Regions from separate parts of the Homo sapiens genome. Here region 2 is linked to region 1. The links are chromatin contacts, found by Hi-C or POLR2A ChIA-PET in ENCODE. All regions are on one chromosome and are shown on one strand. The core of a region is the stretch at or near the end of the contact, and the rest is flanking DNA. Distances in the headings are between cores, read along the strand shown.

Region 1 (7,347 bases), core at 1,798-4,297:
TGCAAGGTTAATCATAACAGCCAAGAAATGAAAACTCGGATATCCATTTAGTAGAATGAATAATAAATTCTAATATATTTATACAACTAAATACAGCAAATGAGAATGAGCTTACTAAAACTACACATAACAACATGGTTGAAGATCCCAAGCATAATGACGAGTGAAAGAAGCCGATAGTGACCAGTAGATACTGTATGATTCCACTGAAATAAGAGTTCAACATCAGAGAAAACTAATCTTTCATGCTATAAGCCAGGATACTGGTTACCCATAGAGAGGAGGTGACAGTAAGAGAAATATGAGGAGTTTCTGGGGTTTGATAATGTTCTGTGTCTTGATCAGAGTGCAGGTTCCAAGGGTGTTCACTTTGTGAAAGGTCATCAAATTAATTTTTGCCTTTTTCTGTATAGATGTTTTACTTTACTAAAAAGTTTGCCTTAAATAAAAATTGCTTGCCACTTCTGAACTTAAATTCTGGAAAAGTTCTGTCAGGAAGAGTTGGCCCCTTAGGACTTGATCCCCATTGGACAAAAATGAAATTAGATCAAGAACCCTGGGACAAAAAAGAAACACAGCAAGTCCTAGGAAAAGGTAGGTCTGACAGCATCCAGGTAGCCCCAGGACACTCCTGGGCTAAGTACCCATTCCCAGGCCCCAAGAAGCAGAGGAGGAGTTGAACAATCAGGCAGGGTCTTCCCTATTACTGGATCTGGAAGAGGAGAAGGACACCAAAGAGACTGTGGCTTCCTCCTTGTGTATTGGCAGGGGATTGCAGGCTGCCTGCCTCTGCTTTGCCAAAGCACTGAGGGAGGAGGGAAAGAAACCCTTTGCATCTCTCACCTGCTTGACTGCCCCTATTGAAGCTACTTCAGCAATTGAGCATAAGCCCCAATAAGCTGACAGATTGCTGCTAAGCATTTAAGATATGAAAATGCAAATGAAAAAGCGGTGTTCCTCTCCTAAGGCATTCACTATTGCTGGAGCACAGAAGTAGAAATATAATTTACACTACAACATGATAAGTGATATATTAGATACATATATTGTAGGAACACAGTGGATACAGCAGTTGTGTACACCTTAGGTGAGATAGCCTTGAAGAGAATGCTTCACAGGTGATAACTTGTGAAGACTTGGCAGAAGAATAGGCCTTTCCAGGAGGAAAAACTGCACAGGGAAAGTATCCATAAAGGCATAAAAACATTTAAAAAAAAAACATTTTAATAATGCCCACTAGCTATGTCATGGCTAAAGAGTCTTACATCTGGGAGATTAAACTCAAGGTTGAAAATATAGTTCAATATGATATAGAAACAAATACAAGAGAATAAACAGAATTAATCTAATAGTAACTGTTTGCTCTACTGCCAAGCCAATTTTTCTACCATTTATTACATTTTTTTCTTTTCTACCTTCCTTATCTTTGTTCCTATTCACTCAGCTTCTGATGATCCCTCTTCTTTTCCGAGCAGAATTCTAACCCCTTTCCTATCTACCAATCTGCATACGTCATTCTCTTTAATATATAACAAAAGATAGATATTTTTCAAAAAGATTTCTCTGATTAATTTCAGATGCTTTCTTGCTTGCTTTATAATATCTTTATAAAACTTCTATTTTATCTTCAATGTGTTTTATAATATAGTAATTTTTTAAAAATATTTTTTATAATGCTTTATGTTCCTAAGATAATAAATACCCTTAGGACAGAAACCTGCCTTGAACTTATACCGCCCCTCCCTGTAGCTAATACTGTCTTCTAACAAATGGAACAATCATCACTGGGCCTCTGCTAAATTACTGGGGAATAAGTGATTTTTCATCTCTTTGGGGTGTTTAGGTGTTAGCAATATGCTTTTCCTGCCGTTCTCTCTCTCTCGCTCTTTCTCTCTCTCTCTCTCTGTGTGTGTGTGTGTGTGTGTGTATATACGCAGTGCTTTTCAGCTTGAACATTTTGTGATTTGTGATAATTTCCATTAAAAAGCATAAAAGTGGAACAGAGTTTCTGTTTCTCTTTTCTAATACTATTAGAAACTTCTGTATATCCTAGGTAAATAGTTCAGCAACAGTGGGAATCTAGATGATATTCAAGTATTGTCTAGATCTATGAGGAAAATGTTGGTATTTCTTTGAAAAGCTGAGTATATGATGGCATATGTTTTGAAAATGTCTGAAGTTTTTCTTCAAAATGAATTCCCTCCAAGTCAATAATGCAAATACTCCTCACTTAATGCTGTTAACCTAGCAAATTGGCACTTGATTAATTTTATTTTTTTCAGATTTCCAATAAAAATCAGGTATATATTTTCATGGGGAAAAACTTAGCTTAAACACATAAGGGTATCAAACTTAGTGTGACGAAAATATTTTAAAATTATTCTTTCTTAAGAATAGTGTAAGTTGTTCCAAAAGGGCAAATAAGAAAGGGCAACTAAGTCGTTTACCAAGGGCAAAAAAGTGACAGACATAGTCAGGCAACCTGTCTGACAGTGGTAACAAGACAGTATACTTCTATACAGAGGCATTGCGAAGGCACAAGGAATTTAAGTGAAGGCCTCAAAAAAAGAAAAAAGATAGGGAAGGAACATTTATTGAGAACCTATTCTGTGCCCCTTAGCTGGGCCTTTTATAGCTAATATATACCAAACAAATCTGCTGTTTTTGAAAGACCAACCAGTATCTCTGAAAGTAAAGTGGTTTTTTCTTTGTTTTTGTTTTTGTTTTTTTTCTCTGACACACACTTACCTGGAAAGGTCGTATATTCACTTTTCTTTAAGCAGAACAGAAGCCTTTGAAGACACATGTTGGTCAACACCTGATTCTGGGTACCAGATGGGCATGTTTCCATGCAGAGACTGGGCCATCCTCTCCAGTTTCTAAGATACACTCATGTTCATCAGTTAGATGTTTTATTTATTGAATTGACTGGGGACAACTAGGAAGTGGAGGCCCCATGATTATCTCCTCTTTTTCTCCCTTTCTCTTACAAAACACACTACACATGGGCACATGAACAGAGACTGTTTTCAGTTTCAGATCCCTTTTTGCCAAAGAACTGAATCTTTTTTATAGTCAGTATCTCTATAACTGTATGTTATCTTTCTTTTTTTTTTTTTGAGATGGAGTTTCACTCTTGTCGCCCAGGCTGGAGTGCAATGGTGCGTTCTCGACTCACTGCAACCTCCACCTCCTGGGTTCAAGCGATTCTCCTGCCTCAGCCTCCCGAGTAGTTGGGATTACAGGCGCCCACCCCTAAGCCTGGCTAGTTTTTTGTATTTTTAGTAAGAGACAGGGTTTCACCACATTGGCAAGGCTGGTCTCGAACTCCTGACCTCAGGTGATCTGCCCGCCTCTGCCTCCCAAAGTGCTGGGATTACAGGTGTGACCCACGATGCCCGGCCAACTGTATGTTATCTTAATGATAATTTTTTCCTGTTGGTCAGGGAATTTGTACAAAATGTGTAACACAGAAACTATCTTTTCTTTTATAATAAATTATTTGAATAACATACATTACTAGAATGTTTCCCTGCAGTGCTATTTTTATAATTGATGAATGTTTTCAATGGTATATAGTTTAAGTTCTAGTGAATATTTGCAGTTTGAATATTGGTTTTCTGTACCTTGATTTGCATTGTCAAAAATTTATTTTTATAATACACATTTGTTTCATTAAAAGTTCTTAGAGCAGAGACATAATGACTGTAAAAGGTTTTTCAGGTTTAATTTATGATTTGAATTTCATTTATAATGAAGTTATTTGAGTTTGAGACTCTTAAAAGACAAACATAATTGTATATTGGATGTTTTATTTAGTCAAGATAGATAAGTCTTAAGATAAAGTTCTGCTGATCATATTTAAAGGACAAATTCTAAAGCCTTGTGAATATCCATAATTTTGTTTAGGTTTTGAATGATATAATCATCTTATTGTACCCATAATGTTAGATAAAGCAATAACTTGATTTCCCACCGTATGGGAGGAGTCTTAAATCTGGGAGATTATAGAAACAAAAATAATTAGGAGGCAGAAGAGAGCATATGTATTCTCTTCTGCCTGCAAACTCAGTTATCTCTGTTGTATACACATACATGCACACATATGCACAAATGGTGCAATATTTGAGAAAATTGAGACTTATATTTTAAATTCATTATCTTGTTATAGTTATGCTCCGTTCACTTTGTCTTTAAATGTAGACTTTTAAAAATTTATTTTTCTGAGAGTGGACACTTTCCTAATGTTTTATAATGGCTTATGTTTTTTCCCCCAGTTCATGCACCTCAACCCCTTTCTGATTATGTAAAAAGTACAGCTGTAGATGCTTTTTCTGCCACAAGGATAAACTTGGCCTTAGAGTCAAGAGGCTTGTTTCATGAATGATGTATGTTTGATTATCTTTGATCCAGTCACATAGATCTGGATGTTAGAGATAAATGTGCTACTCCTGATGATTTCCTAACAGATGCTTCCCTTTTCTTTTTGTCTCTGGCAGTTACCCGGCTGTATGTGAATTCTTACAGCACAATAACTTGTTATCTATACTCCGAGCCCACGAAGCCCAAGATGCAGGGTGAGCAGTTTTGAGCATTTATAAAAACCATGCATTGTCCATTTTCCAGAACTTCCTCACTTTGCTTAGGCTCTGCAGGTTCCCTTTTACCAGGCTCACTCCCAAAAGGAATTAGAGCTTAAAATTATCTTCTGATGGATGACACAGGTATGACAGAGTCCTAGGGAATGAATGGCTGCAGATGTATCGTACAGTCTCCCGTAAAGTTCTTACATCTTTAGCCTGAACAAGTCCATTTTCAGCTTGATTTCTTAAGTACTGTAAGGGCACCTCCTCTTATTCCTCTCAATTGTTGCATTTACACTGTCATATAAGTGAGTAAATTACCAGCTACTTTTCAGTCTTGTTGAAAATATGAATGAGAATTATACTAAATATTTAACAGGTATTGCACATTTTACTGTTGTTTTAAAGAATACCATTCCTAATCCTGAATACCATTCCTGATCCCTGTAATATCCCTGATTTTAAAGGGAAAGGAATAGGGACATCTTTAAAAACAGGGAAAAGTTTATGTTCTAACTAGCAAATGATTAAATAAAGTTGATTTTGTCTCACCTGGTAAGTTTCTAAGATGTAGAACAATTTTGGAGGTTTAGAAAATTATGAAATTTCAGATGTTCACTTTAATAGTATATTAAATCTACATTAGGGAGAAATTAGACTACTTTTAAGATTTGAGGTCTGATACCGTTTCCCAGTAGGCTCCACTGAAAGGCATTGCTTCCCTTTGAATAATTAAACTCATCCCTTCATAGTCTAGGTTTTCTGAAAAGTAGTAGCACTTCTTTTTATAACCTGTGTGCTGAAATTGGGAATATAGATACCTGCATTTTGAAGGAGGCCCATGTCTATGACATCCCTGAATCAAGGAAGATACCAAGTTCATTTCACAATTAGCTGTTTTCAAGCAATCAGTCAACAGGTGTGAACGGATCCAGTGTTATATACTCACTGTTTTGTAGCTGATGTTTGAAGTAACCTGTTTATATACCCAACCAGTCAGGTCTTCAAATAATTGTTCTCACTTGTCAAGGCTATGGTGTCACTATGCTATTTTGGCTGTGTTCCAGTCGGCTGACTGCCCATTTTTGGCAGATTTATCCTGATTGCACTACCTACCCATAACCACTGGCTTACTTGAATGTGTGTTAAGTGCATCAGTTAATATCAAGTATTTTTGTTTAAAATGAGAAGTTGATTGATTCATTGGAAAAATTGAGATTATGTCATCCAGTTTCTTTGTTTTTGTTTGTTGTCAAGTAGGCATAGTCACCCTCTGTCTATAAAGTCAAGGTACTAGGATTAAGAGTGAAACTGTCTTTCACATGGATTTTGTTTCCATAACGAAGCTCAGTTCCATAATCAGAATACATACTTTTAGAACATTTCAAAAGGTTTTTAAGGGGGCATTTTCTTTTATAGTATGACCAAGTTCCAAAAAGAGAGGACTCACAGTGTTTTTAAAATTATAAATGTTAAGGTGGCTGTTTATCTATCTAAAGATACTTTTTGAGCTGCTTTTAGAACCTAACTATATTAGGCACGGTTCAGTCTACCAGAAATAAATGACACAGATCAACGAAGAAATGATAAAATGTTGTTTTGAAGAGGTATTTCTAAACTGATACTCCTAAAATTGATTACACAGAAGTCATGAGATACATTTTTATCCTTATGTAAAAGAGACACAGTCACCTGTATTTTTAATTGAGAACTAAAGTGTTACATTATAAATTATTTCTGCTTAGTAACTGGATTGTTGGTTTATTTCCAAAGTTCTTGTGCATGTTCTGTTTCATTACTGATTGATTAAATATTACCCTGCTGAGACAATAATCTTTGACCTGTAGACACCAGCAGAGATTGGTAATAAATAAAATTCTAAAATAGAAACAGTCTCAATTTGTAAAATTTCATAGATTTAAGGGGACATTCTTTTTAAAGAAAATTACTTAGTCTAGGCAAAAATGCTTGTATATACTGCATCTAGGAATTGCATTAAATCTATGAATTAAATCTAATTATTAATCTAAAAATTCATAAATTTAAGGGGACATTCTTCTTAAAATCACTTAGTCTAGGCAAAATGCTTTACAGAATATTGTGGATTTATCAGATAATTGGCCTGGTTATTAGTGGTAAGTCTTTGTATCTTGCTCTACTTATTTGGTCTTTTTATGTCAAAAATGTTGACAACATTTTGAAAATTTTGGGTGGGTACAAAGTATCTGTGTGCACTAATCAGCCTTCTGTTGAACACATGGAAATGAATTATGATTTTCCAATGAATTCCACCCTCTCTTGAGGTTTGCTAACTTAGAAAATACCTGTTTGGAAATTTTACATATGAATGTATGTTTTCATACCCACCCCCCTGAAATGTATTAATACCTGTGTATAACAGGCTTCAGAGATAAATTTTTATTTAGTGTTATATGATTGGAGGCCCTTTGAATGATGGAACTTGACTCATCTAATTTTCTATTTCTCAATCTATGATTTGATATTATCTTTTTTCCATACAAGCTTTGTTTTGACTGTATTTGTTCTTTTTAGGTACCGCATGTACAGGAAAAGCCAAACAACAGGCTTCCCTTCTCTAATTACAATTTTTTCAGCACCAAATTACTTAGATGTATACAATAACAAAGGTAAGTGTTTTTAAATACCTCTTGCAGTCTTACATAATATGTGTAATAATTCTTAAGCCGTTTTATTTTGGTTTGGTCTTAAGTATTTTAACCAGTCTTTTTTTTTAAAATTTTTT
Region 2 (7,347 bases), core at 2,484-4,983, 180 kb before region 1:
TTTAGTGAATATTTTGAGGAGGATAGTGGCATGATTGTTGCTAGGCTTCTGGAAAGATGATTCTTCCATAAGGGTATATGGTGAATTATAGTCTGAATCGTAAATAAAGAGTAGTTAAAGTTAAGTCTGGCAAGATTTATTATAGCCTGTCATAGACGATGAGGAGGGCATCTGTGTAATCTTACAGCAGTGGATCTCAATCTTCTTGACAAATTTTTGAAGACAGGGAACAACATTGCTAAAAGATAACAATAAAAATGAAAAATGCTGACTAAGTTGGTACAATTAGACATGATAAATGAATTTTATATCTGCTCTTCTGTAATTTTCATAGCAGTTTTCTCCTGGGCTGAACAAATAGTTTATAAACTTTGGGCAGCTGATATTTAGCAGGACGTCCCATGAGACAACTTAGTAAAAAGAATAAAATAATCAAATACCAAGACCAGTTTTAGGAACACAGCATAGACATCAAATTGTGATATTGTCCTTTGACTTTTTTTTCCCATATTATCTTAAGGAAGATATCTTGAGTGCGCAGAAGTCTTGGACATTTGGTTCAGATATGTTACTTGTATATATGACTAATACATTAAGCCTAATGTGTTCCAGCAAGTATAAATAATATGCTATAGGGATTGTTATAGGCTGCGAATCTTCCTTAGGTTTATTTAGGTATAGAGGTGAGATAAAGTTGCAATTTTATTATCTTTAGTTCATTAGCAGTTAAATACAGTGTTACTCTATGTATTGTTGACTGTCCGAGTTGCAGGTTTTTATAGTGGTATAGACATATTTAGGGTACTATTGTAGAGGAAGATGGTTTTACGTATTTAAGTTGATTTCAGCATTGTGGTCCTATGGCACCATAAAAACTGTGAGGTTGGAATTCTCTGAAATTGTTGAAGGCCTACGAATTACTGTGTACCAGCTTAAGAATGTAATCACTGAGATGTGACAGAATTTTGCCTTCTTTTCTCAGACTTCTCTCACCGATGATTAGGTGCAGGTATTTTTGCAGAAAAGAAGTAATACCTCTTTTCCATTTGCTTTAGTTGAAAATTAATGAGAATTTATCAATTTTTCTTCTTCATATTGATTTTTATTATTGTTATTGTTACTTATTTATGTTTTTTAGAGAGTGGATCTCTCTATGTTCCCCAGGCTGGAGTTCAGTGGCACAATCATAGCTCACTGCAACCTTAAACTTCTGGACTCAAGTAATCCTCCTGCTTCATCCTCCCAAGTAGCTGGAACTATAGGCACATACCACCATGCTTGGCTAACTTGTTAATATTTTTGTAGAGACGAGGTCTCATCATGTTGGTTAGGCATATTGATTTTAACTCAGGCTATCAAATATAGTCCCTGAAAAGGAGGAAATTATTTATTTCAACTAAAAAGGTTTTAAAAGTTTAAAAACCATCTTCTTATGCAAGTTAACAATAGTATCGATAGTATAAATATTAATAGTGGAGTAAATATTGGTGTATAAACTATGGTTATAAATTCTTGCACAATACAAATCTCATCTTGGACTCAATTTATTGAACATTTTTAGTAATTTTGTCAGTCTGGAGTTCACTTTTGTTACTAGTATAAATTGCATTTTCCAGAGATAGCGTATGTTAATATTAATCTGCCTGGACACATTTCCCTACACTTCTTTGTCAGATTAGGTGTCATCTCCTTTAGAGGCCATTCCTCAGATCCGCTTATCCCCTCCTGCCTCCCATCTCAGTATAGTACGGGCTTCATGCACTTCCATTATTAAACTTTATGCTTATAGCCCTCAAAAGCAGGAGTCGTAGCACAGTTTCTGTACTGTAATTATTTGATTACTTGGTTGTCTTTCACACTAAATAATGAGTACCTGAACTACAAGGACATTGTAATCCCAAGTATATAACACAATTCCTAGCGTATCATAGGCCCTGAGAAATATTGGTTGGAAAGAAATCTTTATTCACATTTATGGATAATTCATACCTATTATGTGTTACATTGGCTTGTGAAAACCTTTGATTCTGTGGAAATTGAATTTTATTCAACTTTTAGATGAGCCATTAATTCTATATTTAATGCATATTCTGCACAGTACATGGATTATCCACTAATATACTTTTTTCTAACACTGAAGTAATTAAGTTCCATTATCTAGAGTCCTCCTACTCAGTTTGAGGTTGTGGAAATCTGTGTATACATATTATTTCATTCCTAGTTAACTGAGGACGCCCCAGGGCAGAGGCAGATTGGTAATAAGGTCTGACTTCACACCATGGCCCTATCAGTGGTCTGAAAAAGACAGCTAGGCATGGTATTCTGAAAAGGACAGCTAGGGGTGTTCGTCTGTCTCATGCTCCTACAGAATTTGGCTTAAATGAAGAAAATAGTTGGTCACATTCTCTATATGAGAGAGGACAGTATCAGTAATCAATAATGATTGAGCAATTGCTACTTACTTTCTCCTTTTATACCCAGAGATACTACTGGAAAGATACTGTTCTCTTAATTTTCTTTAGTGAATGTGTTTGTGTTTGCTACACATAGCCCCTAATTTTAAATTTCACTTTCACTAGTTGAACTCAGGTTCAATTGCTAGACCTGTATGGACTGGTCTAGTATGGACTGTACTCTTGTTTCTCATCCAGTCATCTCTGAGTCTGTCAATGTAAAGAAATTTCTTCATGTTTATCCCAACCTTGATATTTCCTTGAGATTTCATTAGGCCATCTTTAATTATAGGTTTTTAATTTTGTTTTTAATGGACAGTTGATATAGACTGAATAACACTGTGATTTTAAATGAGAAAGATTAATCACGCTATATAATACTGTAACTGATTTTTATAATGTAGTAGTAACCATTCTTATAATTTAGTAGTAAACATAGCTAGGGCCATATCTAAATTTAATAACTTGATTGAAAAATGCATTCACTTAATAATCCTATTTATTTTTTGTACCTATGATGTAAATACTTATGATGTAAGATATAAATAGTAAATGTATAGAGCTGTATGCAACTTTTATTCTCTTTATTTTCTTCTGTTAGTAATTTACTGGCTTTACATATTTTGACAGAGTTAAAAGAATAAGAATATGGGAACTGATGTAAGAAAATACAGAGTTTTCATGAAAAGTAGAGGAAATAGGTGAGGTAAGAAATAGTGAAAACAGTCTGGAATTATTAATTATTATTATATCTAAGTCACTTGGTAAGAAAGTAAATAAACCTGTTGAGGTATAAATTATTTTACTTCCTCTTTGTGTATGTAAAGGTAGTTCTATATATAAAGGTGATTCATCCACAGGCAGTAACATGTAAATTCCATAATCCCTCTGTATGCTATCACAAATACATTAAAGAAACACTTTTTTTTTCTAGGTAGAGCATGTGAGCTGCATTATCTTAAAGACGTTTATGTTGCTTTCTATGTTTATTCCCCTCTATTACATGACCAGGTCTTTCTCTACTTTGTAAGTGAATGACCAGTGGAGTTTCTTAGATGGTTTAATTTTGTTATTTTGGGATCAGGGTAAATGAGTTATGTTTGTTTTGAAGCAGTGTTTGTATATCTGTTGTTTATCTTGTGTGGTTTTTATTTGGGTTATCATTTGACTTTGGAATTTAGCCACTCCTTACCTTTCATTCATCTTCTCCTTCAAAATGCTGACACAAGCAGAGAAGTGAATGAACAAAAACTCACTGTTTGTATTTATTCATGTTTCCAAGTGATTCATGTTTAGTTATCCTTTCCTTGAATCACCATTCATTAAAAGTGGTTTGGTCTTCTTTATGCCTATCTTCTCTGTTTGTGATAATCTTTCTATTCTTTGGGATTCAGGTCAATTTACTAAGAAAAACTCATGATTAAATATCTTGAAGAAAGCAGACATGGGCTGGGTGCTATGGCACACACCTGTAATCCCAGCAGTTTGGGAGGCTGAGGTGGAAAGATTACTTGAGCCCAGGAGTTTCAGACTGGCCTGGGCAACAGAGCAAGACCCTGTCTCTACAAATAAATAAAAAAAATAAATAAAAGAGTAGCTGGCTCCCAGCTACTCAGGAGGCTGAGGCAGGAGGATCGCTTAAGCCCAGGAGGTCAAGGCTGCAGTGAGCCCTGTTTGCACCACTACTGCAGCCTGGGTGACAGAGGGAGACTCTGGAAAACAGGCTCTATTGCATTATTTCATATGGCTAACAAATTATAACCTACAATACAACAAAATTCAGCCAAATTCTTATGGATATAGTGGTAATATAAATTTTTGGTTTCTCTCCTGAATTGTTTTTCTTTTAATCGTCTAGACCAGAGCTGAAGGCTACTTCCCCCTCAGAGAGAATTGTTTGGCCTAAAAGAGATTTAAACAGTTTGTATTAGTTTCCATCATAGGGGATTCAGAAGATAAAATCTGACTTTTCCCTGCTACCTCCTTTAATAAGGGCATATATCACCAGAACTCTACCTTGCCTCCTCTATCCTGTCTTCCCTCATACATGCTATGTTTACTTTGCCTCCCCTGGCTCCTATAGGCATTTGAGTTTGTTGTCTTTTCTTGAATGATTAAATGAGATATTTGCTTAGTGATTATTTGAACTTAATAAACCATTGTGAGAAATTGAAGGTCACTGTGCAACTGGGCTTTTAGAATCTGGATTTACACTGAGACTGAGGGACAAAGATCTGCACAACAAACTGAATTTTATGTGCATTTGTACATTTTGCATTTTTCTGTATGTTAAATAGTAATTGCTTGCTGGTCTCAAAAAACTGATTCATGAAGAATGTTTTCAAAGGAAATGTTTTTCCTTCCTTCTTTTATTTTAATTTTTTCTTTTTGTTAACTTTCTTTTTCTTGCCCTGTCTTAAGGTGCTGATTTTTCCTGCCTTCGTATGCCTTAGAAGTCATTTCAGTTTTCATATTAAACTAAAGATTAAAAAAAGACTCAATTCCTATTAAAATTAAAAAGTCAAAAAATTCAAATGCAACTGTGAGCTACAGTGACTTCTCATTTACTAATAAAGTGCTGGGTCATAAAAAATAAATAAAAAGGAAGGACAGACAACAGAAACAGTTCCTGCCTTGGGGGAAAAAGACATGGGGGAAAAAGATATGAAAATGATTCATGCCTTATTTCATTTATTTGATGTAAATGAAGAACTTTATGTGAAGACATATTACTTTTTATGTCTATTTTGAAATCTAGACATAGACTTCGATATTGGGGTCAAATTGCTAATTTAAGTACTGTGAGAATCAGTGTACTAAGCTAATCTTGTGAAAAGATGGTTTTGGATGGAGACTCTTCCCAGTAATTATTACGGAGTTAAGGCACCCTTTTTACCATCTTCTCTGTCAACCTAACTGACATGAATTTCTAACCTGGTAAAGTGAGAAGAGTGATCAGGAGAAGATAATTTGCATAGTATATATAGATTTCTATTCCATTTATATAAAACCCTTGAATGGTACCTTAGTAGAAACAATATAAAATAAAGCTAATATGGGTTAGATGATAATGTGGTTAAGTGGATTTTTTTTTCCTGTCTGAACAAAAGAACTGACAATTTAATCAATAGACCCCTGTCAGTCTGGAGAGATGCTTCTAGTGGTCAGCACGGCACTCTGGTCTTTGTGTGTGCATATGGGTGGGGGCAGGGCAGGGTGTTGCATTTTCCCATTAATCATGGTAAACATTAAAAAAAAAACACTAGATATCAAAATGGAAATGTAAAGTTGACAGTGGAAAACAATTTAGAATTTTAGAAAGTTACCTTAATTGACAGTAAGGAACACACCTTGTCTGTCTTTTCTTGTGAGCCTTATTGCCCTCTGTGAAGGAAGTATTAACAAAAACATTTGTTTGTTGATTATAAGATTGAATGAGATACACCACATCTTTTACAGTAACAGGGACAAGAATGGCACTGATGCCTAGACCCCACTCTTAGAAATTCTGATTTAATTTATCTGGAATGGGGTCTAAGCAGTAGTTTTTTGTGTAAACTCTTCAGACAATTGGACTGTCCAACCAGAGTTAAAGGGTCACTGGACTAGTCAGTCTAAGATTTTCTGAGGCGGAGCAAAGATGACATATTCCCACATACTCTGCAATAGCTACTGCTGCCTAGTGACATGTATTTGTCCTGAATTTTTTCTTGATAAGATTGAAAGCTAAAGAAAATGAAAAATATCTCTCAAGGATAGGGGATTCAAGTGTTCAGCTTAATTTTATCTTCCCAACCATGTACACACAGTATGCACTGCATTGTGCATCATAAGCTCATTCTCTTTATAGCTGCTGTGGATTCTATTGGTATATTTTCAGTGTTGTTTCTCTCCAGTTGAGTGCTCTTCTGCACCTTCCTCCTTCCTTTGTTTTTCTGTCCCTTCCCCTGACAGAGAGCCTACAAGGGCCACAGGGTTAACCATGTGTGTAAAGCTTAATACAAATTTTCTTCTTAGCAAAGTAGCCAGCCCACTAACTATGGGAGTAAGGTGGTCAGGTGGATAGTTAGAGCTCACATAAGCTTGACACACATTTTTCTGATTATTCCTAGAAGGCACACATACAGTTGAAAGTTATGGAGTATGCCATATTCCAGGAGAACAAAACCATGAGAGTCAGGAGACCTGCATCATAGTCTGAGAGGTTTAGAGTCCACCTAACTTCATGTGTTTGAGCACCTTACTTACCTGCCTCTATCTCATTTTCTTCTCTGCAAAATGAGAAGCTCAAACTAGCCACTTCCTAAGGTTCCCTCTAGCCTTTACAATATGAAGTGCCATTTTATTTTTATTACTAGTTTAAGAGAACATAAGCATCCACTTGTTGCTAAGTATTCTTTTCCCAACATAAAAAGGAAACCCAGACAAAAAATAAATACAAATTAAAGATTTCAATAATGTAAATAATTATATATACTTATATTTGGGTTGTTTTAATTGGAATGTGCCTTAACGATATGAATTAAGACATTACCAGACCAGAAATATTTCAATCTTGGATGAGGGAGAAGACTGGAGGGGTTTGTATATACTCTTGTTATTAATTTCACTTAAAGTGCTTCTGTAAAGTATAGATAACACTGCCTTTGACTGCCTATTTGCAGAGTGATTATTAGTAAAATGAGGGGGGACTTGGTGGATACTTCTTTTTTTGCTAAAGAAAAAAATAAATGTAATATAAAAACTGCTGAGGTAAAAATCGGTCTTTGTATTTACCTTAGTTCCTGGTCAGTTTTTAATTCATTGAATAATTCTTAGAAAAATCATTGAATGTATTTTTTTTGTTATTGTATAGGAAGGTTAATAAGCTCTCTGAATATTTCATACTTTAATC

What was found. Hi-C counts contacts between places; a loop is a spot of excess contacts on that map. ChIA-PET counts read pairs that join two places held with the same protein, here RNA polymerase II (POLR2A). Pooled maps may share reads with other maps.
Region 2: a loop to region 1 is called in a map with no recorded cell type, with 2.2 times the contacts of the local background. The contact joins two enhancer-like sites. A Hi-C loop is called at or near these places in 3 of 37 single-sample maps with no recorded cell type and 1 of 50 pooled maps. POLR2A ChIA-PET finds 5 or more read pairs at or near these places in 3 of 52 experiments (A673, IMR-90 and MCF 10A).

Annotation. Positions count from the first base shown.
Region 1 is chr4:101,080,416-101,087,762 of GRCh38, reverse strand. It overlaps PPP3CA (protein phosphatase 3 catalytic subunit alpha), which reads left to right. Exons shown (of 14, transcript NM_000944.5): 7 at 4,500-4,577; 8 at 7,137-7,231. Among named protein-coding and RNA genes, the nearest start is that of MIR8066, 160 kb to the left of the region's middle. Within about 2 kb of position 3,047, at least 3 of the 41 ENCODE cell types and tissues checked have a DNase peak (open chromatin) inside an H3K27ac peak, as active enhancers do.
Region 2 is chr4:101,261,962-101,269,308 of GRCh38, reverse strand. The region is part of intron 1 of PPP3CA (protein phosphatase 3 catalytic subunit alpha); the gene reads left to right. Among named protein-coding and RNA genes, the nearest start is that of MIR8066, 25 kb to the right of the region's middle. Within about 2 kb of position 3,733, at least 2 of the 41 ENCODE cell types and tissues checked have a DNase peak (open chromatin) inside an H3K27ac peak, as active enhancers do.